Linked DNA regions of Homo sapiens: region 1 is linked to region 2. A link is a loop called in an ENCODE intact Hi-C map of the cell type or tissue named here. Cell type or tissue: mammary epithelial cell. All regions are shown on one strand. Links, peaks and the distances in the headings refer to the core of each region. The heading gives the core; the rest is flanking DNA.

Region 1 (10,458 bases), core at 1,109-9,108, 130 kb before region 2:
GCTCAAGTGATCCTCCTGCTTTGGCCTCCCAAAGTGCTTTGGGAGGCCAAAGCAGGAGGATCACATCGAGCTACTGTGCCTGGCCTAATTCCAAAATATTAACAATGGTTCTCCCTGGACTGTGGGGTTATAGAAGATCCCTGATCTTCCTCCCCAACCCTTCTTCTAGTGTAGTGGTCAAGAGCTAGGCCTTGGGGTCAAACCCAACTCCATCTTCAAAGCCAGTGGAGGCTGGTTGAGTCTTTCTCACTCTTCATCTCTAACACAGACCCTCCTGCCTCCTTGCTTGCTTATAAGGACCCTTGTGATTACATTGGGCTTTCCTGGATAATCCAGGATCATCTCCCTATTTTAAGATCAGCTGGCTAGCAACCTTAATCCAGCTTTAATTCCCCTTTACCATGTAAGGTAACGTACTCACAGGTTTGGATGGCCGTTATTCTGCTTACCACACTAGCTGTGTGACCTGGGGGAAGTCATTTCCCCGAACGTGTTTCTTCATCTGTGACATGGTCTCTCAACCCCAGCACCATTGGCGTTTTGGGTTGGGTCATTCTTGGTTGTGGGCTGTGCTGTGCACTGTAGGATGTTTAGCAGCATCCTTGGCCTTTCTCCATTAGATCCCAGTAGTAACCGCCCTGCCCCCCACAGTGTGGCCACCAAACACATCTTCAGATTTTACCACATGTCCCTTGGAGGCAAAGTCACCCCTGTTTAAGAACGGATCTATGAAGTAGCTATTGTTCTCAACTCCTGCTGTAGTTGTACAGAAGATCAGACAAGATGGTGTATGGAAAAGGTCTAACATAGAGACAGTGCATAGCAAGGTGCCCCCAAATGACATCTCCCTGTATTTCACTTTTCTGAATGCACATACTGTTATAGTCATTAAAACTAAAGTTATGGTCGGGCGCGGTGGCTCACGCCTGTAATCCCAGCATGTTGGGAGGCTGAGGCAGGTGGGTCACTTGAAGTCAGGAGTTTAAGACCAGCCTGGACAACATGGTGAAACCTCATCTCTACTAAAAATACAAAAATTAGCCACACGTGGTGGCGCACGCCTGTAGTCCCAGCTACTCGGGAGGCTGAGGCAGGAAAATTGCTCGAACCCGGTGGGTGGAGGTTGAAGTGAGCCGAGATCACGCCAATGCACTCCAGCCTGGGTAACAGAGTGAAACTCCATTTCAAAAAAGGGAAAAAAGATAAAAACAACCCCAAAATTAAAGTTATTAAAAATCAACTCTTAGTAGTTGGGTGGTAGGCTTGAAGAGTGAATACCGCCAAAGGCAGCCAGGTGTGGTGGTACGTGCCTGTAGTCCTAGCTACTTGGAGGCTGAGGCAGGAGGATCACTTGAGCCTCAGAGTTTGAGGCCATCCTGGGCAACATAATGAGACCTTGTCTCTCTAAAAAAGAAAAAAGAAAAGAAAAGAAAAGAAAAAAATGTCCTCAAAGGCAAAGGGTGCCTTTTCATTGAGAACACTAAAAATAAATTTTAATTATTCAAATAGTGGATTAATTCCTATTATAAAAAATTCAGGCCGGGCATGGTGGCTCACGCCTGTAATCCCAGCATTTTGGGAGGCTGAGGCGGGTGGATCACGAGGTCAGGAGATTGAGACCATCCTGGCTAACATGGTGAAACCCCGTCTCTACTAAAAATACAAAAAATTAGCTGGGCGCAGTGGCAGGTGCCTGTAGTCCCAGCTACTCGGAGGCTGAGGAAGGAGAATGGTGTCAACCCGGGAGGCGGAGCTTGCAGTGAGCCGAGATCGCGCCACTGCACTCCAGACGGGGAGAGAGAGCGAGACTCTGTCTCAAAAAAAAAAAAAAATAATAATAATAATTCAAACATTATAGACAAGGATAATATTTTCCTTTATCTCCTTGACTCCCACTCTCTATCATTACCTCCCCGGAGGTGACCCTGGAGTGTTAGTGTCACGAAGGCAGAGACTTCACTTGTACTTTTTCATCACTTTATCTCCAGAGGCAAGAGTAGTGCCAGGCACACAGTAAAATGAATGGGTTTAGTGAGTATTCTTCAGTTCTTAAAAAAAAAGTTTGCTATATAAATCTCAGCGATTGTTATCATAATCCAGTTCCATATGGTCTGGATATAATAGCCATATTTACTATGCCATATGTTCAAGTTACTTAACCTCACAAAAGCTTAAATGGATAACAATACTACTGCATGGCGTGGTTGTGAGGAATTCCAGGCTTTTTGCCATGCATTTATACATGAACACACGCACATGCATACACACGCACACACACACACACTTTTTAATTTAGTATATCTGTGATTCCATACATTCTGCAGTTTGCTTTTATCATTTACTATGTCCTAGAGTCTTTCCAAGTCAGTATATATACTGCCACCTCATTCTTTTTTCTGCTATGAGGATGAATCATGGTTTACTTAAGAGATGATAACAAACTCTCTGGCCTCTCCTCCCGGGATCTGGCAGGAGCTCAGAAAACGAATCTCTTGCTAAATCTCTGTCTGGTTGAGTAAGGTGCTCTGCAGGCTGGAGGAGCCTGTTGATATTTTAGTTTTCATCAGCTGTGCAAATCTGTGAGTCTTTTTGGTTTGAGTGCGTCAGTCTTGTCTGGAAATCTACACTGGGACTATTTTTAGCCTGTTAGGCCAGGGGATCTGCCGCTCTGTGGTCCAGTTGGTCATCTGCAGGTGCAGTCTCCAGCAAACGATCACAAGCTCTTTAAGATGTGCCTGGGCTTGGGGGGACCTGTCTCGCGGGCTTTTGTGGAACCTTCAATTCCTGGATTGTAAAGCAGGGCTGCAGGTCTCCTGGGATGAGCTCCAGCCAAGAGGTAAGGGACTGGAGGGAGATTCTTGGGTCCTTTCCCAATTCTGCCCAGACTGTCTCTAAGGTGATGCATGGACACTGATGGGACATTTGCAGTCTGGACTCAGCCTCTGCCTCAGCTCCACGGAAGCTGCAAACATTCACACCTCTGTGCCTTTGCACAAGCCTCTTCCTCTGCCAGGAATACCCTTCCCTTCTTTTTTTTGAGACAGAGTCCCACTCTGTTGCCCAGGCTGGAGTGCAGTGGTGCGATCTCAGCTCACTGCAACCTCGCCTCCCAGGTTCAAGTGATTCTCATGCCTCAGGTTCCTGAGTAGCTGGGATTACAGGCACCCTTCCTCCTTTTTGGCCTTCGAGGCTCAGCTCAAGTGTCCCCTTTTCAGGAAAGCTTCCTCCTTTCCCATGCAGCAGAGCTGGTCACTTTGTCCTCCAAGACCCCAGGGACTTTGTACTTGCTACCTCCTGGCCACAAGGCAGGACAGACCGCTGCCACCTGTCTGTTCCCTTCACTGATGGGGGCTTCTGGAAAGAGGGACCCTCAGTGCTCTCCTGGTGCCTGGTACATCATGGGACTTTGCAAATATCTGTTGGGTGACAGAAGCTCAGTGACTGCAGAATAATGTGATGAGTGCCACTGGAGAAGGAGCTGAGATCATGTGATCGGGAAACAAGGGCTGTTTTCAAGGGGCCACGCCTAGCTGGCTCTGCTCAGGATGTGTCTCATCATCCTCAAAGTGGTCTTTACAGGCTGGAAAGAGAAACCCAGTGTCAGAGACATGAATTTAACTCAGCTGAAGTCTCTCTCAAATTTCTAGAAAAAGATTAGCGGAAGATGCTAATTATTACACTGGTGCAAAAGTAATTGCGGTTTTTGCCATTACTTTTCTTGGCAAAAACCGCAATTACTTGTGCACCAACCTAATATTTCAGTGATAGTAGTTATGCATGTATCTAAAAGACAAAGCACCTTGAAGCACTCTCTGTGTTGAAAGTCATGTTGGATGAACAGAATAATGGTCCCCTTTCTACGAATCTGACCCTCAGAAGCCCAGCCATCTAGGAAGAGGCTGAGAAGTTGGGCGTGAGTAAAAGGCTTTGGGTAACTCTCTCCGTGTTCTACTGAGTAGTTTTGCTATACAGGAGAGTCAGCTCCTTTCTAGGAACCCATTAAATCTTTACATACATTTGTAACATTTTCTTTGATGACTCATGGTCAGCTCAGGCCATTGAGTTGGTGGTGATAGAGGAGGTGGTGTTAGACATACACTCGGCTACTTCTACGGATAGTACTGTGGGATGGCAGAGTGTAGTAATTTGGTAATGTCAATTCTGAGTTATTGGGAACATGTTAAATTTCATTTACTCTGTTTAAAAAGGCAGGAAGTGCCTAATACATTTAGTTTAGAAAATGATTAGCACACCTGACTGGGCGCGGTGGCTCATGCCTATAATCCTAGCACTTTGGGAGGCCAAGGTGGGCGGATCACCTGAGACCAGGAGTTTGAGACCAGCCTGGCCAACATGGCGAAACCCCGTCTCTACTAAAAATACAAAAATTAGCCAGGCATGGTGGCATACGCCTGTAGTCCCAGCTACTTGGGAGGCTGAGACATGAGAATTGCTTGAGCCTGGGAGGCAGAGGTTGCAGTGAGCCAAGATTGTGCCACTGCAATCCAGCCTGGGTGACAGAGTAAGACTCTGTTAAAAAAAAAAAAAAAGAAAAAAAAAAGAAAAGAAAATGACGAGCACACTAGTTGGTGTTTTGGGTGTCTATGATGTGGTTACATTCACTTAGGTGGTATCTCTCCTTTCTCAGCACCACTAGGTAAATAATAAAAACAGTGGGTAGCCAGGCATCGGTGGTGCATGCCTGTAGTCCCAGCTTCTTGGGAGGCTTACATGGGAGGATCACTTGAGCCCAGGAGTTGGAGACCAGCATAACATAGCAAGATCCTGTTTCTTTTCCTTTTTTGGGGGTCAGGGGGACAGAGTCTTCCTCTGTTGCCCACACTGGAGTGCAATGGCACCATCTCAGCTCACTGCAACCTCTGCCTCCTGGGTTCATGCAATTCTCCTGCCTCAGCCTCCCAAGTAGCTGGGATTACAGATGTGCGCCACCACACCCAGCTAATTTTTGTATTTTTAATAGAGACGGGGTTTCACCATGTTGGCCAGGCTGGTCTCAAATTCCCGACCTCAAGTGATCCACCCGCCTCGGCTTCCCAAAGTGCTGGGATTACAGGTGTGAGCCACCACACCTGGCCTAGCAAGACCCTGTTTCAAAAACAGCAAACAAAAAACCCATAAGTAACCCACCTAGCAGTGTGCTAAGAGCTCTCCTCTGGCTCCTCATTTAAATTCCAGTTATCCAGGGAGGAAGGTATCATGAGTAATCCCATTTTATAGATGTGGAGGCTGAGGCTAAGACAGGGAATGCAACACACCCAGGGTCACACAGCCAGCAAGAACTTGATGGGAATTGGAACCCAGGCTAGCAGATTCCAAAGCTGGTGCCCTTCACCCATCAGCTCTCTTGACTGCTAAGGTTTTCCTCTCTTGTTTCTGCAGACTGCAGCCTGGTGGGTGTGTCTGCAGCCTGGGGTGTGTCTGCAGCCTGGTGGGTGTCTCCAGCTGTCCTTTAACTTCTCCATTTCCCTCAGTTCCCTGGGAAGGTTCAGGGTGGTGGGCTTGCCTTTCAGGATGCCTTTCATCGTCAGGGCCCCTGTGTCCACTGCTGTGACATTTGGTGAGGAACAGCTCCCTTCCTGGAGCCAAAGAGCATTCATTGTCTGGCCACAGGAAAAGCACGCCACATGTCCCCTGACGACCTGAAGATGAATCCTGACTGCCTGGACATGCCTGGGCGGGTGTACCCATGGCCTGTGGTTGAACCAGCCACACCTTGTCTCTTGGCCAGAGGTAATGTCCAGGCTCATCTCTCTGTGTAGTAACTGGACCCAGCTGGAGGGTGGGAGGTGATAGCTCCTGGGAAGTCCGGTCCGGGGTCCTGGCCAGGGAGTCACAGTGGCTGCTCTGCAGGCTGCCCTGAGGCTGAGGGCTGTGAGTCCTGGGATCTGCTGGGGAAGTCCAAGGCATATCGCACCAGCTGCCCCTAGCTGCTGCCTGCAGCTGGAGGCCACAGGCCCCCCATGTTGAAGAAGTGTCACCTTCAAAGGGAGGTCACCATGCAGCAGCATCATGGCTGGAAAGGACCAGAGTGAGTGAGAGCCAGCATCGCTGTTTCTGATCCACCAGTGACCTGCTACACAGAAATGGCAAGTTATTTCTCTCCTCTGGATCTCAGATTTCTCACCCTTAAATAAAAGGGCACGCAGTGGCATGGAACCACGCTGACACCTATCACTGTTAAACGAGGCCAGGACACAGTCTGATCTCCATCTCCACTTTTTGTTGTTGTTAAATGAAACGGTACGTATCTTTGCTTCTATATATTTTGTGTAAAAAATATGGGGATATATAAGAAAATGTATGTAAAAGTGTAGAAGGATATATATGAAATTGCTAACAGTGGTCTTCTCCAGGTGGTAGAATTATGGGTAGCTTTTTTGCATAGTTATAGGTCTACTTTTTTTTTTTTTTTTTTTGAGATGGAGTCTCACTCTGTCACTCAGGCTAGAGTGCAGTAGCGCGATCTCAGCTCACTGCAACCTCCACCTCCCAGGTTCAAGTGATTCTCCTGCCTCAGCCTCCAAAGTAGCTGGGATTACAGGCACGTGCCGCCACACCCAGCTAATTTTTGTATTTTTAGTAGAGATGCGGTTTCACCATGTTGACCAGGCCGGTCTCAAACTCCTGACCTCAGGTGATCCACCTGCCTTGGCCTCCCAAAGTGCTGGGATTACAGGCGTGAGCCACCGTGCCCGGCCTGTTTACTTATTTTTTTAAAATACAAAAAATTTGAAAGCAGGATGTTGGGTTCTAAATCCTGAGCTCTGTCTTATCCTTGCTGCTGCCTTCACCCTGAAAGCCCGGCAATGACTGCCTCCTTTGCCTCTAGAGACTGCAGCCAGCTCACCTCAGGCACTGGGTTCTCCTGCCAGAATGGTCTCAGTAGCTGCACCTGCCGGTTTGGCCTCCTTCTTCCTAATGATTGCAGCATTGCACACCTGAACATGCTTTCAGCTAGGATTTGGTGGTGCCAATCTCCATTTTTAAATAGACTAACTAGAAGTCAGTATGCTATCTGCTTCCTCATCTGTCATCATTGCACCCTGCCCCACCCCCAGAATCAAGTGGCAGACAGGCCAGGAGGGGTGAGAGGTGGAGCAGACGTGGCCCGGGAGTGGGGCTCTGTGGCTCGCTCTGCTTGCTTCTCCCTCTCCAGCCATTCTCTAGGATCACTCCTGTCCCATGCGTGTTTGCTCTGCCTCCTCACTGTCCCCTAGTAGATTGCGTTGAGCCATTGAGGCCAGCTCACGTGCCATCTCAAGCCTTCAGTGGTTGAAGCAGCCTTCGTGTATTCCTTCTCTGGGTCTGTCTGCACAACGCCTCCCTCATGCCCCAGGCTCCTGGTAGGGTTGTTGGTCACAGCTCTGCTCCTGCCACAGGTGGGCAGATGATACAGACTGATCAGTTTGAATATCCTGTCTCCCTGGTCACAAAGATTGGTTCAGGCATGGGCATGTGACAAGTCAGACCCTTTCCTGGGAGTGGTGTTATGAGAGAGACAGATGATCATTTTGCTGTCACTACTCATGTGGGATATGATGAGTCTGTGACTGCAGTGGTCATCTTTCCCCCACAGGAAGAGCATCTCCCTGCAGAAGTAAACCACGCACAGAGCCCTAATGACATCATTGCTTCAGCCCCTGGATCCAGCCAGGCCTGAAGCAGGATAACCCTGGACTTCCCAGTGAGGTGAGCCAGTAAGTGTCCTGTTTGTTTGAGCTGATTTGATTTGGGATTCTGTTCCTTGAATCTGAAGGAGACTTGAGTGGCACAACTTCCTTGACTCCCCACAGTCCTCTTCTGCTCGAGTTAGTAACTCATGCATCTACTTCCATGCGACACTGTTGCTCCTTACTGCCGCCTTCCTCAGCAGGACTCCCTGCCCCTCTTCGGGCCCACAGCTCTGATGCCATAGGTGGTAGTTAGTGAAGGGTGACTGAGTGAACCAGAGGAGATGTGTGTGGATATAGCCACCTCGAGACTCTTTCTGTAGCTGCTGACACTTCTGCTTAAGGACAGGCTGGGTCTTAACTTACCTGCAAGGAGGCTTTTTAAAAAAAAACAAACAGGCTGGGTGTGGTGGCTCACACCTGTAATCCCAGCCCTTTGGGAGGCCAAGACGGGCGGATCACCTGAGGTCAGGAGACCAGCCTGGACAACATGGTGAAAACCTGTCTCTACTAAAAATACAGAAATCAGCTGAGCATCATGGCGCACCCCTGTAATCCCAGCTACTTGTGAGGCTGAGGCAGGAGAATTGCTTGAATCCAGGAGGTGGAGATTGCGCCACTGCACTTCAGCCTGAGCGACAGGGCGAGACTCTGTCTCAAAAACAAACAAAAAAACAACCCTACCCCCCAAAGCAAACACACACACACACACACACACACACACACACACACACACACACACACACATCTAGCACTGCCGGCCAGCATTCCAACTTTAGAAACTTGGCTGGGCTTGAGCAGTGCCTTGAAGATCGGCTTCTGACACCTGCCGCGGCTTAGAGCACAGACAAAGCAGATTCTGGATGAATGAGAAAGCCCCAAGCCATAGCACTGACACCTGTTGGCATTCAGGGCATGTCTTGGCCTCCTGGAGGGCAGCCAGGAGCCGGCCAGGAGGTCCGAAGCAGGTCTGCTGGTAGAAATGGGGCAGTGTCATGGACAGGTTTGTTTGGAAAGGAATCTTGACCTTGCACAACTTCAGCTCCTGAGGAAAAGTTCAGATTTATTTAGTGTGATGCAATCCCAGGACACAGGCACTGTTTTCAGTGTAGCTGCAAGAATAAAAGTTATGATTTGATTTTTTTTTTTTTAAGACGGAGTCTCACTCTGTCGCCAGGCTGGAGTGCAGTGGCGTAATCTTGGCTCACTGCAACCTCTGCCTCCTGGATTCAAGCGATTTTCCTGCCCCAGCCTCCCAAGTAGCTGGGACTACAGGTGCTCGCCACCACGCCCAGCTAATATTTGTATTTTTAGTAGAGACAGGGTTTCACCATATTGGCCAAGCTGGTCTTGAACTCCTGATCTTGTGATCCACCTGCCTTGGCCTCCCAAAGTGCTGTGATTACAGGCGTGAGCCGCCACACCCGGCCATGATGGGTTTTTTTTAAGAAAATGGAATCAAATGATCAACATGTTTCGAGGTCTGCAACTTGTAGAAAGCTTGGTGGACAGTCGAGGAAATGTTTCCTTTAATAAATTAGAAAGTGTTTGCTTTTTTCCTCTAGCTAATCTTTCATAATAAATTTGATCATAGTAGGGCAGGATTAAAAAAAGTAATTCTTCCCTGAAACTTTACATCTGCTGGTCTTAAATTGTCAGAAAAGTACTTTAATAAATATGAAATTGATGACGGTAAAATGTTAATTCTACAGTTTGCTTATATTTTATTTGGATTTGTGGAAGTCACCCTCTCTTCCTTATATTGGCCTCCAAGTAAATAACCATGATTGTGAATTAGGTATTCAGTAAGCCCACATATGCTAGTTTTTAGCAGAAGTATGGCCAGTAGGGAAAGCAAATCCATATCTAAAGGTTCTATTCCAATTAGAAAATGTTTGCTCCTCCCATGATTGAAATGATACAATGTCATCAACTTGCCACTGGATCACTGGCTGGTTCCCCTGGGGAATGGTGACATATCTGTAGCCAGGTGGCCCTAAGGAATGGAAGAACATGTTCTACATGAGCCCATGTAGAGCCTCTATCCATGATGCCATGGCCACATTGCTTGGTGTTGGTTCAGAGTCAGTGTTTAGTAATCCCTCAAAAGTCTAGTTATTTCCTCTTCTCCAATGCATAGTAACCCGGCCGATGGTTGCAGGTCGCGTTGGGAAGGCTATATTGGAACGTAGCTGAGCTCTTTCTCAAGGGGACAGGGTAGATTGTATTATCCAAACATGGCTGCATTAAATGTAGCCCATCTCACATGTTCTAGTTATGTGTGATGTTGAGACTCCTCCATTGAGATATGGGGTCTACGTCTCTTTATTGAAATATGAGCTGTCAGTTCTAAAAAACAGAACTTAGAAGAAGTGATGCTGCTTAGAATCTGAAACTAGGCACTAAAAGGTGATTTAGATTTAGTTTGCATCTGGTTCTCTCTCTCTCTCTCTTTCCCTCTCTCCCTCTCCCCATTGTGCCTTGGGAATCCTGAGCCAACATATAAGAAGTCTGGCTATGCTGAAGCTGCCATCCTGGACAGACCACAAGTGAAGGCCACATAAAGACAGAGAGGGGTAGTGGAGGGGTCCCAGCTATTCTAGTCCCCAGCTCTTTGAGTCCTTTAAGCTTCAACCACCAGACATCTGGATGAGCCTTCAGATGATTCTGGCCCCCAGCCTGAGTTGTTCCAGCTGAGGCCAAGTAGCACAGAGATGACTTGTTCCCATGAAGCCCTGCCCCAAATGCGGATTTATAAGCAGAAAAA
Region 2 (10,458 bases), core at 1,063-9,062:
TGCATTCAACTCCTCAGGGCCCCAAAATTCAATCACCATGAGGTTGAGTGGAACTAAATGTTTTATCTCTGCTTACCTGCCCTTACTTCATGACCTCTTTCTTGGCAAAATTTTTTGTAGGGGGAGAATTGCTGCTCTGAGCAATTTATTTTTGTATTTGGGGCTCTTCCAGATTCCACCCCATCCTGTCAGCCTACAATCTGTGATACCTCTATATTTCACCAATTTGGCTGGACTGAAGCTATGTTTTCCAGAATTTCCTTTCCTGTGCTTCTGGATTAGTTTAGACCACAAGAGACATTTTGCATAAAACTTGGAAGATGGAAATAAAGCTGCAGCTATATTATTTTATATTCTGAAGGTCAATGGGAGTACCAAGAATACTAACAGGTATGGGGCAGCAGCTGATCCCCAGATTCTCTATCTCCCGGGAGATCCCTTTCATCTTCTCTGAGATGTGGGTCAACTGCATGTGTACCTCTAAAGTAAAGCATGTTAGCTTTTTCAGTAGATGATCCACAGGATTAACTTTGGAAAGAGTGAGTGACAGATGTGTATTCCAGTTTGCCCTTATGGGTTTCAGCTGTCTTCATGGGTCCTAGTGCATCCTTGTGATTCCAGTTTGTCCTTGTCTTTATCCACATTCAGTTTTCCTTTCTGCTGCCAGTCTGACTGACCTCTAGTGATTTTAGGCTGAACACTAGTTGCAGAGGCAACCATTAATGTGAACTGTTCTACCAGCTCCCCATTTTGAGTAAGGTCAAACCCGTGAGAAATATCCCTGGTTCTGTACCAGGAAATGACCTTGATTGACACATAGTCAACTAAGGCTAGGCTGATTCCTCCTCATTGCTAGAAAATCTCTCCCTGTATAACATGCCCCATGGAGCCAAACCAGCTTCTCAACCTTTCTCAGGTAGGAAAGCTGCCATGGCCCTCTTTTCCCTATTAAGGTCTCATTACTTACTGGAATTCAGTTCATCAAGGCTTGCGTACTTCACTCTTTGCTAGACTCATAGAAAAGTATAGTTATTGTGTCCATGTTTTTCTTGTTGGTACTTTAAGATTTAAGGCCTTTTCATTCTTCTACATTTTAAACATCAGCAAAACTCTGTAAAGTGTCCTTAAAGGTAGCTATGTGCCCTCTCATCCCCTTCTCTCATTTCTGAGGATGGAAACATACATTATGACTGGTGCTACAGCAGCCCTCTTAGACCTGGTAACAGAGACCACGCCTAGATGTGGCAGAAGAGAGAATGGGAGGTATGAGGGAACTACTACACAAACCCTGAATTAATAACTTCCAGACTTCTGATATGTGAGACTAAGACCTTGAGTGGTTAAGCCACTGATAATTTTAGTTTTCTGATTCATGCAACCAAATCTGCTTCTCATGGATAGAGCCAATTGCAGGGATTTGTGGTGCTATTCAGGGTGAGTAGTGGAGAGGAGAATGATAGAAGCTGGAGGCAATCTGGAAGGCTCTGCATAGGACAGGCTAGCTGGGGAGGCAATAGAGGTAAAAATAATTGCTGTTAAGGCCAGGTTGGCCATGGCAGAAGGTAGGCTAGGAGGTATATTTAGGAGAGGGTTTAGGAGGAGAGAATGTAAATTATTTTTAGGTAGGCTTGGTATGTGCTATGTGATGTAACTTCCCTTTTGCTGCTTCATCAAGATAACTTTTATATGGACTTGCTTCTTTCCAAAGCATTAAGGAAATGGATCTGGGTTTCTTTGGATGCAGCCCTGAACTGAGACAGGCCTAGAAGAGGCCCAGTTTTATTTAAGTTCTGGAAAATAATTTGAAGAGGACTCTAGGCTTGGGAATCATTTGGTTACTGAGACTCAGTGTTCTCCATCTGAATGTGCCATAAGAGAGGAGTCATTTCCACAGCCTTAGAGTCAAGGAATATCCAATCCGGAAAGGTCTTGGGCAACCATCCATCCACATTCCCCTGTTTCAGATGAAAGCAGTATCTGCCTTGATTGAGGCTTGCTCACACTGCCCATTTTCTCCACTGGACCAGGTTATTACATGGTGAGACTTCTCTCTTGGGCTGCTTGATCCTCCTGGGGACTTGTCTCTTCTCAGCCTAGCTGGGAGCTGAAGATCAGCCAACTATATCTTGTCTATATCTGTGTTTTCCACTAGGAAATTCAGCCTTGTGAAGTTGATGGATATGACTCTTATCATTTCTGGGATTTTCATGGAATGACAAAACTGGAAGGGTAATATCTTGGCCAACCTGAAAGAGGAAACTGTGGCCCATAGATAGAAGTGCTCATCCAAAGACAAATAGCTGATAAGGACTGAGCTGGCCTTAACACCTACATCTCATAGCTCACGGTCCAGAGCACTTCCTGCTACTCCTGACTTGGAGTGGCATGGTACAATGGAAGTAACGTGGGCTTAGAAGCCAGATAAATGACTTTTTATCCTGGCATCCCACTAAATTATTGTTGACCTTCCTTCCATCCCTTTGGGGGCTCTTCTCTCTTCTGATGGCAGCAGAGAGCTGGAATACAATTGCAGCAGCAAATTCATACCCTGACCACACACAAATTCCACTATCTCCCAGCCCTGGGATCTTCTCTCATAACTGATGGTCCCAGGTAGAACAGGTGAGGCAACATGAATTCATGAAACGTGCTTTATCTACCTCAGTTGTTCTCAATTGAGGGGGGTGATTTTGTACACATACCCTCTCCCTTCTGTCTGCCTCAGAACATTTGGCAATGTGTGGAGATAACTTTGGTTGTCATAACTGCAGGTTGGGGCATGGAGTGATAGGGGATGGTGAGCACTCCTGGAATCTAGTGGTTGGAGGCCAGGAATGCTATTAAACCGCCTACAGTTCATAGGACAGCTCCCATGACAAATAATTATCCAGCTCAAACTGGCAATACTCTGATAACCTAACTATGACCAAAGCAGTGGGAGCTACATTAGGTCTGTGGCACCCTCAAACTACCAAGTGTGCAGTCTCAGTACCAGCCCTTTAATTTATAGCTTAAGACCATTTCTGTCTGATCTCATCCTTCACCCACATCTGAATCATTTCCCCAACTCCCCTCGTTCCTAAGGGTGGAACTACAAAGGCCAGAACTTTTAAAATTGCAACATGCATGTGAATTACCCAGGGATCTTGTTAACATGCAGATTCAGGAAGTCTGCGACAGAGTCTGAGATTCTGCATTTCTAATCATTTCCCAGGTGATGCTAATGCTGCTGGTCCACAGACCAAACTTTGAGTAGCAAGGAGTGAGGCCACATGTTGCTCTTCCTCTCAGTACTATTTACTTCTTGCATGTGGCTTTTCTCATTATATCATTAACATGCTGGGGACGGCCAGCATGTCTTGTATCTGGGACACCCTAGAGAGGAGGTAGGCTGCAGAGTTCAGTCTGAGCTGGAAATTCTGCCCCACTTGGCTGCATTCCGTCTTGGCTTAACTCCTCTTGAGGTTGAAGGAATGTAAACAAAAACTCAAGAGATTTGATGTAGTTGTGCCATCAGTTATTTTCTAGTTATTATGTCAGGTTTCCCCAATATCTCCTTTGAATATACTCACAGTATATTTCATGTCCACTAACTAAGCCTAATACATTTCTCTTCTAAAATAAAACTTATTTTACTTTTGATCACCGGTATCCAACTCCCCCACTACACACCAATATCTTTAAAATTTCTTATATCTCTATAAAAAGAAGTCTGCTGTGTCACCCTTGGCTCATGATCAGTATTTCCTTGTCAACCAACATCAGCAAGTTACTTAGCCTACCAAGCTTCACTTTCTCACAGGTAACATGGAGCTAATAGTTTCTACTTTGCAGTGTGGTAGAAATGACCTAAGATAATGCATCTAAACATGTCTAGCTCAGAGTAAGTTATAGGTGGTGGTGGGTTTTAAAATGTACCCGGGACCAGGCATGGTGGCTCACACCTGTAATTCCAGCACTTTGGGAGGATGAGGCCCGACACCAGGAGTTCAAGACCAGTAGCCTGGGCAAAATAGTGAGGCCCTAGCTCTAAAAAAAAAAAAAAAAAAAAAAAAAATGCTGTTTCCCTAAGCAGCCTGAGGTAATCTGTGAAAATGGTTCGCTATTCACTTGACCCGGAGAACCCCACGAAATGATGCAAATCAAGAGGTTCCAATCTTTGTGTTCACTTTAAGAACACCATGAAACTGCTCAGGCCATCAAGGGTATACATATATGAAAAGCCAAGAAGTATCTGAAAGATGTCACTTTACAGAAACAGTGTGTACCATTCCTACGTTACAATGGTGGAGTTAGCAGGTGTACGCAGGCCAAGCAGTGGGGCTGGACACAAGGTCGGTGGCCCAAAAAGAGTGCTGAATTTTTGCTGCACATGCTTAAAAACGCAGAGAGTAATGCTGAACTTAAGGGTTTAGATGTAGATTCTCTGGTCATTGAGCACATCCAAGTGAACAAAACACCTAAGATGCGCCGCCGGACCCACAGAGCTCATGGTCGGATTAACCCATACATGAGCTCTCCCTGCCACATTGAGATGATCCTTACGGAAAAGGAACAGATTGTTCCTAAATCAGAAGAGGAGGTTGCCCAGAAGAAAAAGATATCCCAGAAGAAACTGAAGAAACAAAAACTTATGGCACAGGAGTAAATTCAGCATTAAAATAAATGTAATTAAAAGGAAAAAAAAAATTAGCCAGATATGGTGGCACGTGCTTGTAGTCCCGGCTACTCAGAAGGCTGAGGCAGGAGGATCACTTGAGTCCAGGAGGTCGAGGCTGCAATGAGCTATGATCATGCCACTGTACTCTAGCCTGCGTGATAGAGTGAGACCCTGTCTCTAAAACAAACAAATAAAAAATAAGCAAAAACAAACAAAGGATCTAGGATTTTGTTTTAATTAGGTATGGTAAGATGACAGACATAGAGAAATATGCCTTGAAAGGAGTTTATTACAGTTCCCAAGAGAAGGGGGCATGCTGTGCCATGCAGGGTCACATGCAAAGGCACCAGAGTTGGTCATGAGGCAGAAAGAATGAAGAGAGGGCATGACCCATAGACCTTATTGGGGATTCCGTGGGGAGGGATGGGTGAGGCAGGATTGGCAAGTTTGAGCAAGCTTAGAATTAGAGAGTTTGAATAATGTCTGCGGGTTCTAGGCTATAGGAATGGTCTCCAGTAGTCTGTTACTTGGTCCTGGGGTGATTTAGGGCAAGGAAAATATGGGCTTGGTGTGTGAGAGTTAAATAAAGGAAGTGGTTGGGGATACAGGTTTTGGATTGGTTGGTTTGTATATGAAAGATATGTTGGCAGGCAAATTGTTTACTATCTCTAGAAATTAGCTAGCCCTGGAAGGGGAGTCTCTCCAGGATTAGCAAGGCCTCAGGATGTCAAAGCTTTATAAACTACAGAAGATAAAAAACATCATTAATGCATGGTGTCAAGCATGGCTTAGGGTCATTCACACTCCTTGCCTTGCAGCCTGCTTAACCCTTGCCTCCTTAAGTGAACAGACAACTTATGTAAGCACAATGACTTCCAACCAGATGGCTGCCCTGTGTCCCTCTCTGGAAGGCTTCTCCTGCTGCCTCCTCTTAACAGGAAGTCAATGACAGTGCTGCTTCCAACTTGCACAATTTCCAAATGACTGTGTAATCACAGACCCATGTAACCCTCAGCTCTGGTATTCACAGAGAGATAAGAAAAATTCTAGATTCTTGCCTCCCTAAAGCCAAGGGACTGCCTCTGTGTTTCTATTTCATGCTGGTAGAATGAGGCTAATTTTGACTTTCCAGCAGCTCTGATTCCAAGTGAATAACTAGACGCAGCAAGCAACAGGATTGGAACCTGCTGGAGCAGTTAGAAATAAATTGCATGTGCATGGATTCCAGAGGAAACTGCCCTTTGCGGGGGAGGAGAGAGGGGAGGTGGGTACTGGAACAGACTGATCTGCATCCTGCCTTAGCACTAGGGCTGCTGCTTCCCAGGATGACTCACAGCACCATAGAACAGCCTTCCCTGCGAAGTTAAAACAACAACAACAAAAACTTCAATAGATTTGATGCAATAAAGTTGGCAAACAGCCATTGGGGAAGATGGGGCAATGTGGGGCTGGTGAGGCAGATATTACTATTTCCTGGGAGCTCAGTGGGATTTTCAGGATGCTGGGCTCCCTAATGCCAAGCTGCTGGGAGGGAGAGGGTGCTGCGTCCAGTGGGATGCTTTTAGCTGCAATTAACAAATAAGCCAACTTGACCCAGCTGAAAGGTTAAGGAACTTTGTGGCCTTACCTGAGTGGACGCTCACAGGTAGGGTGGGCTTCAAGACTGTGTGACACTGAGCTTCATGAGGCCATCAAGGATACCTAGTTCTTTCTGCCTCTCTCTTCTGCCAGCCAGAGCATCCACTTCATTTTAGAACCACTTCGTTGTAGATTTGCTGCCAGCAGCCAGCGGGGCTATCTTCTTCCTCATTCATTCTAGAAAGATGGAGAAACTTCCTAATCTTGCTTTTTTTTTTTTTCAATATACGCATATTTAATTTTGGTGGGAATTAAGAACTGCAAAAACTGGCTTTGTGTGTGTGTGTGTGTGTGTGTGTGTGTGTGTGTGTGTGAGACAGGGTCTTGCTCTGTCACCCAGGCTGGAGTGCAGGGACACATTCTTGGCTCACTGCAACCTCCCTCCCCCAGACTCAAACAATCCTCCCACCTCAGCCCACTGAGTAGCTGGGGCTACAGGCATGCACGACCATGCTCAGCCAATTTCTATATTTTTTGTAGAGATGGGGTTTTGCTGTTGCCTAGGCGGGTCTCAAACTCCTGAATTCACACAATCTGCCCACATTGGCCTCCCAGAGTTGTAGGATTTCAGGTGTGAGCCATCTGGCCTGGTCTAATCTTGTCCTTTAATAGTAAGGAAAAATTCCCTAAAAGCCCTCAGCAGACTACTTATGTCTTTTTTTTGTTTGTTTGTTTGAGACAGAGTCTCGCACTGTTGCCCAGGCTGGAGTGCAGTGGCGCGATCTCGGCTCACTGCAAGCTCTGCCTCCCAGATTCATGCCATTCTCCTGCCACAGCCTCCTGAGTAGCTGGGACTACAGGCGCCCGCCACCATGCCTGGCTCATTTTTTTGTATTTTTAGTACAGATGGGGTTTCATCATGTTAGCCAGGATGGTCTCGATCTCCTGACCTTGTGATCCGCCCGCCTTGGTCTCCCAAAGTGCTGGGATTACAGGCGTGAGCCACTGCGCCTGGCCAGCAGACTTTTTGTGTCTTATTGGCAAGAACCAATTCCTGGGACAAGGTAGGTGGCACAAGGTAGGGACAAGCTCAGGCTGGGCTTTTGATCCAATCCCTGATGAAGAGGGATGGGATTCTATAATTCATATTGACTAAGTGAGGCCCATCTGGAGGCAGGGCCAGTCCCTGAAATAACTGTGGCCACACAGAGGGACAGGGCTGGGATGGATGTTGAGGCATCAACCACAGTGTCTACTGCAGCATCTTGTTGGAGCCAGGATATCTGGGCTTGACCACTTGCTAGTTGTGTGACTTTGGGCAGGTGGCTTCACCTCTCTGAGCCTTTGTTTTTGCATTTGTAGAAATGAGAGAAAAACCTGTTTGACTTAGCTTTCAGGTTGTGAGGGTCAAATAAAGGATTGGGTGTAAAGGCCCTTCTGAGGTGCACCTGTATGAGGTCGGAAACATCTGCCTCTTGCCCAGCTCCTTCAGGATAAATTAAGCAGACCAATCCCTGCCTCCTAAAAGCTGACAGTCCAAGATAGTGTGAAGCAGAGAGTAGATGGCTTCACAGGTGAGAATGGGTTAACGACAAAATAGCAAGCCTAGAGAAGTGGAATGAGTCACATAGCAGTGCTGTGTTCCTTGCGCCATGGCTTCGGACAGTAACTTTGGTTACTTGGTTACGGTGGTGTCTGCTGGGCTTTTCCACTTTCATGGTTGCTATTTTCACCTTTGTAGGAAATTGGTATTTTGTGGGGAGGTATTTTGAGACTATGACAATATCTTGTTCATCCTGAAATTTTCACCCACAAGTTTTAGCCTCTGCTAATGATTCTTGCCTGAGTCAATTATCGTTATGATGGTTTGCAAATTGTCATTGTCTAATTGTGCCATTCCCTCAACGTGTATTAATTGTCATTGTACTGAAGAAAGTACTTTATTTTCAAGTTCAATGGCTTCAGCAGGATATGCCTTAATATTGAGCATTCAATATCATTTTTATTTGTTACATGGTATGCCCTCTCAATGGTCAGATTTAGTGATTCCTTCATTTTGGGGGAATCCTCCCTGAATTATCCTTCTGAATATACTTTTTATTTTATTTTGTAATATTCTGTTAAAAAATTTAAAAATTTCCCTTTTCCTTTTGTCTTATCACATATGTGATTTTTCAACCACGTGAATGTGAACACACTGTTTAAAAATTTTCTTGAGTTTTTGTATTAGGGTCCTCTGGAGAAACAAAACTAAATATAAATACAGATACAAAAATAAATATAAATAAGTATATGGAGAAAGAGAGAGATTTTAAGGAATTCGCTCATGCAATGGTGGGAGTTGGCAAGTCCAAAATCTAGGCAGGCAGGAGACCCAGGAAGAGCTAATGTGGCAGCCTCAAATCTAAAGGCAGTCGGAAGGCAGAATTCCTTCTTCCTTGAAGGACATCAGTCTTTTTCTTTTAAGGTCTTCAACTGATTGGTTGAGGCCCACCCACATTGGATTACAGATGAGAGTATTCTGTTAACTAAAAGTCTACTGATTTAAAAGTTAACCACATCTAAAGAATACCTTCATAGCAACATCTAGATGGGTGTTAATCAAACTTTTTAGCCACCATAGTCTAGACAAGTAGACACGTAACATTAACCATGACAGTTCTTTATTTCAAAGGTACCAGCTATTCTGTGTTAGATCATTTCAAAAAAATAGCTGTTATGTTCTAATTGCTCTAATCTCTGCATATATTTCCTCTGCAGTAGTGTGATTATCTCAAAGCTTTCTTACATGCCAGCAATTTGATTTTCAGTGGTGTCTATTTAATTCCTTGCTTTTTCTCTCCTTCCTTTCTCCCTCCTTCTCTCCTTCCCTCTCTCTCCTTTCCCCCTTCCCCTTCGCCTTCCCAGGGATGTGCAGTCCCTGTCACTAATTCAGTGGGCAGCTTGGCCCAGATGTTGTTGGAGAATCTGTCTGCTCCCTCTGACCTCTCTATTCTTTCTATGTAATCAGGTTCAGACAAATGGTCCCCCGTGGCAGTGGTCAGTAGCAGGTTTTTTTTTTCAGCCACTGCCCAGGTTAAATCAAAGCTCAAACAGGTTCTCTGTCTCCTTTTGAACCTGCAGCCAAATCGGCTCAAGCTTCAGCAGCCCATTTTATGCTTTATTTACTTGGGTTTTGGTTCACGGAGATGTTTGTCTTGGTTTTAATGACGGTGTGTCTTTTAACATCTTGCCTTTTATATTTTCTTATTAGTTTGCGTTTGGGGTCAGGCTGTGAGGCTCAATATAGGTACTTGAATGACATCCTGTCTGAATTCCATAAAAAAAAAGGGAGGTGATGGTTGCTCAGAGGGAGACTTAGCCATCAAAAAATGATGTCCCAGGTTGGCAGTAGAAGAATGACAAAGATTGTTTTGGCCAGAGACTTAAGAATCCTGGTGCTCTGCAGATGGAGTAGCCATTCTTTTATTCCCATTCTTTTATTCCTATACTTTCTTAATAAACTTGCTATCACTTTACTCTTAAAAAAATAAAAAGAATCCTGGGTTCTGTTTCCTGTAATACCTGCTAATTTGCTGTGTGACTTTGGACAAATGACTTAACCTCTGTGGGCCTTAGTGCCCTCACTGGCAAAGTGGTGATATTGGACTACTTAACCTCCAAGGTCCTTGTCAGCTCTAGAGTTCCAGGAGTCTACAAGGGAATTGTTTAAAACAATGTTCTTTGTTACAGTTGGATGGGCTGTTGAGAGTATTTGTTCAGTTCAGGCAAATGGCAAATGTTTCGGCCACTCTAATGAAATGAGTACATTTTTCTCTAAATGTCATGGATGTTTATTATCAGATTAAACTAAAGCAGGCCTAATTTTAGCTCTTCCAATTCAAGTGCAGCAATGAAGATTAAATGTTAGGCATAATTAAAGATGCAGATGTAGTTATATTGAATTATAAACCTCATTAAGTGCAACGTCCCAGGAAGGCCCCGGAGACCAGCTGCAAAGGACTTCCAGTCACCATGCTGCAGTTATTAAAATATTGTAAAGTAAATCTCACTCTAAAAATATTATGACTTGGATGGAAGGATTTTTTTCTAACATGGCTGGAGTTGGTTTCATGGGTAATTTCTTTGCTCTGTTTGCAGACAGCTGGGAAGGGAAACTTATTCCTTGGCATCTGCACAAAGGCCTCCCTGGGGCTTGGTGCTCCCCATCCCCGCCACAC

The links. A loop is a pair of places that touch in the nucleus more often than their neighbours do. Peaks named below come from ENCODE experiments on the same cell type or tissue, not always from the same donor. Only the 100,000 strongest peaks of a DNase experiment are listed, where the experiment ranks them.
Region 1: it touches region 2 in a loop (4-fold over the local background); 3 of 110 quality-filtered maps call a loop at or near these places.

The regions. Positions count from the first base shown.
Region 1 is chr10:118,999,088-119,009,545 of GRCh38, reverse strand. All of the region lies in intron 2 of LINC03036 (long intergenic non-protein coding RNA 3036), which reads left to right. Among named protein-coding and RNA genes, the nearest start is that of LINC03036, 25 kb to the left of the region's middle. In mammary epithelial cell, for the core only: no CTCF peak of the experiment used is centred there; DNase peaks (open chromatin) are centred at 2,495, 4,045 and 5,675.
Region 2 is chr10:118,866,239-118,876,696 of GRCh38, reverse strand. It overlaps LINC03036 (long intergenic non-protein coding RNA 3036), which reads left to right. Exons shown (of 4, transcript NR_186540.1): 3 at 10,379-10,458. It also overlaps the pseudogene RPL17P36. Among named protein-coding and RNA genes, the nearest start is that of CACUL1, 120 kb to the right of the region's middle. In mammary epithelial cell, for the core only: no CTCF peak of the experiment used is centred there; DNase peaks (open chromatin) are centred at 2,946, 3,066, 5,036 and 5,996; H3K27ac peaks cover 3,272 bases.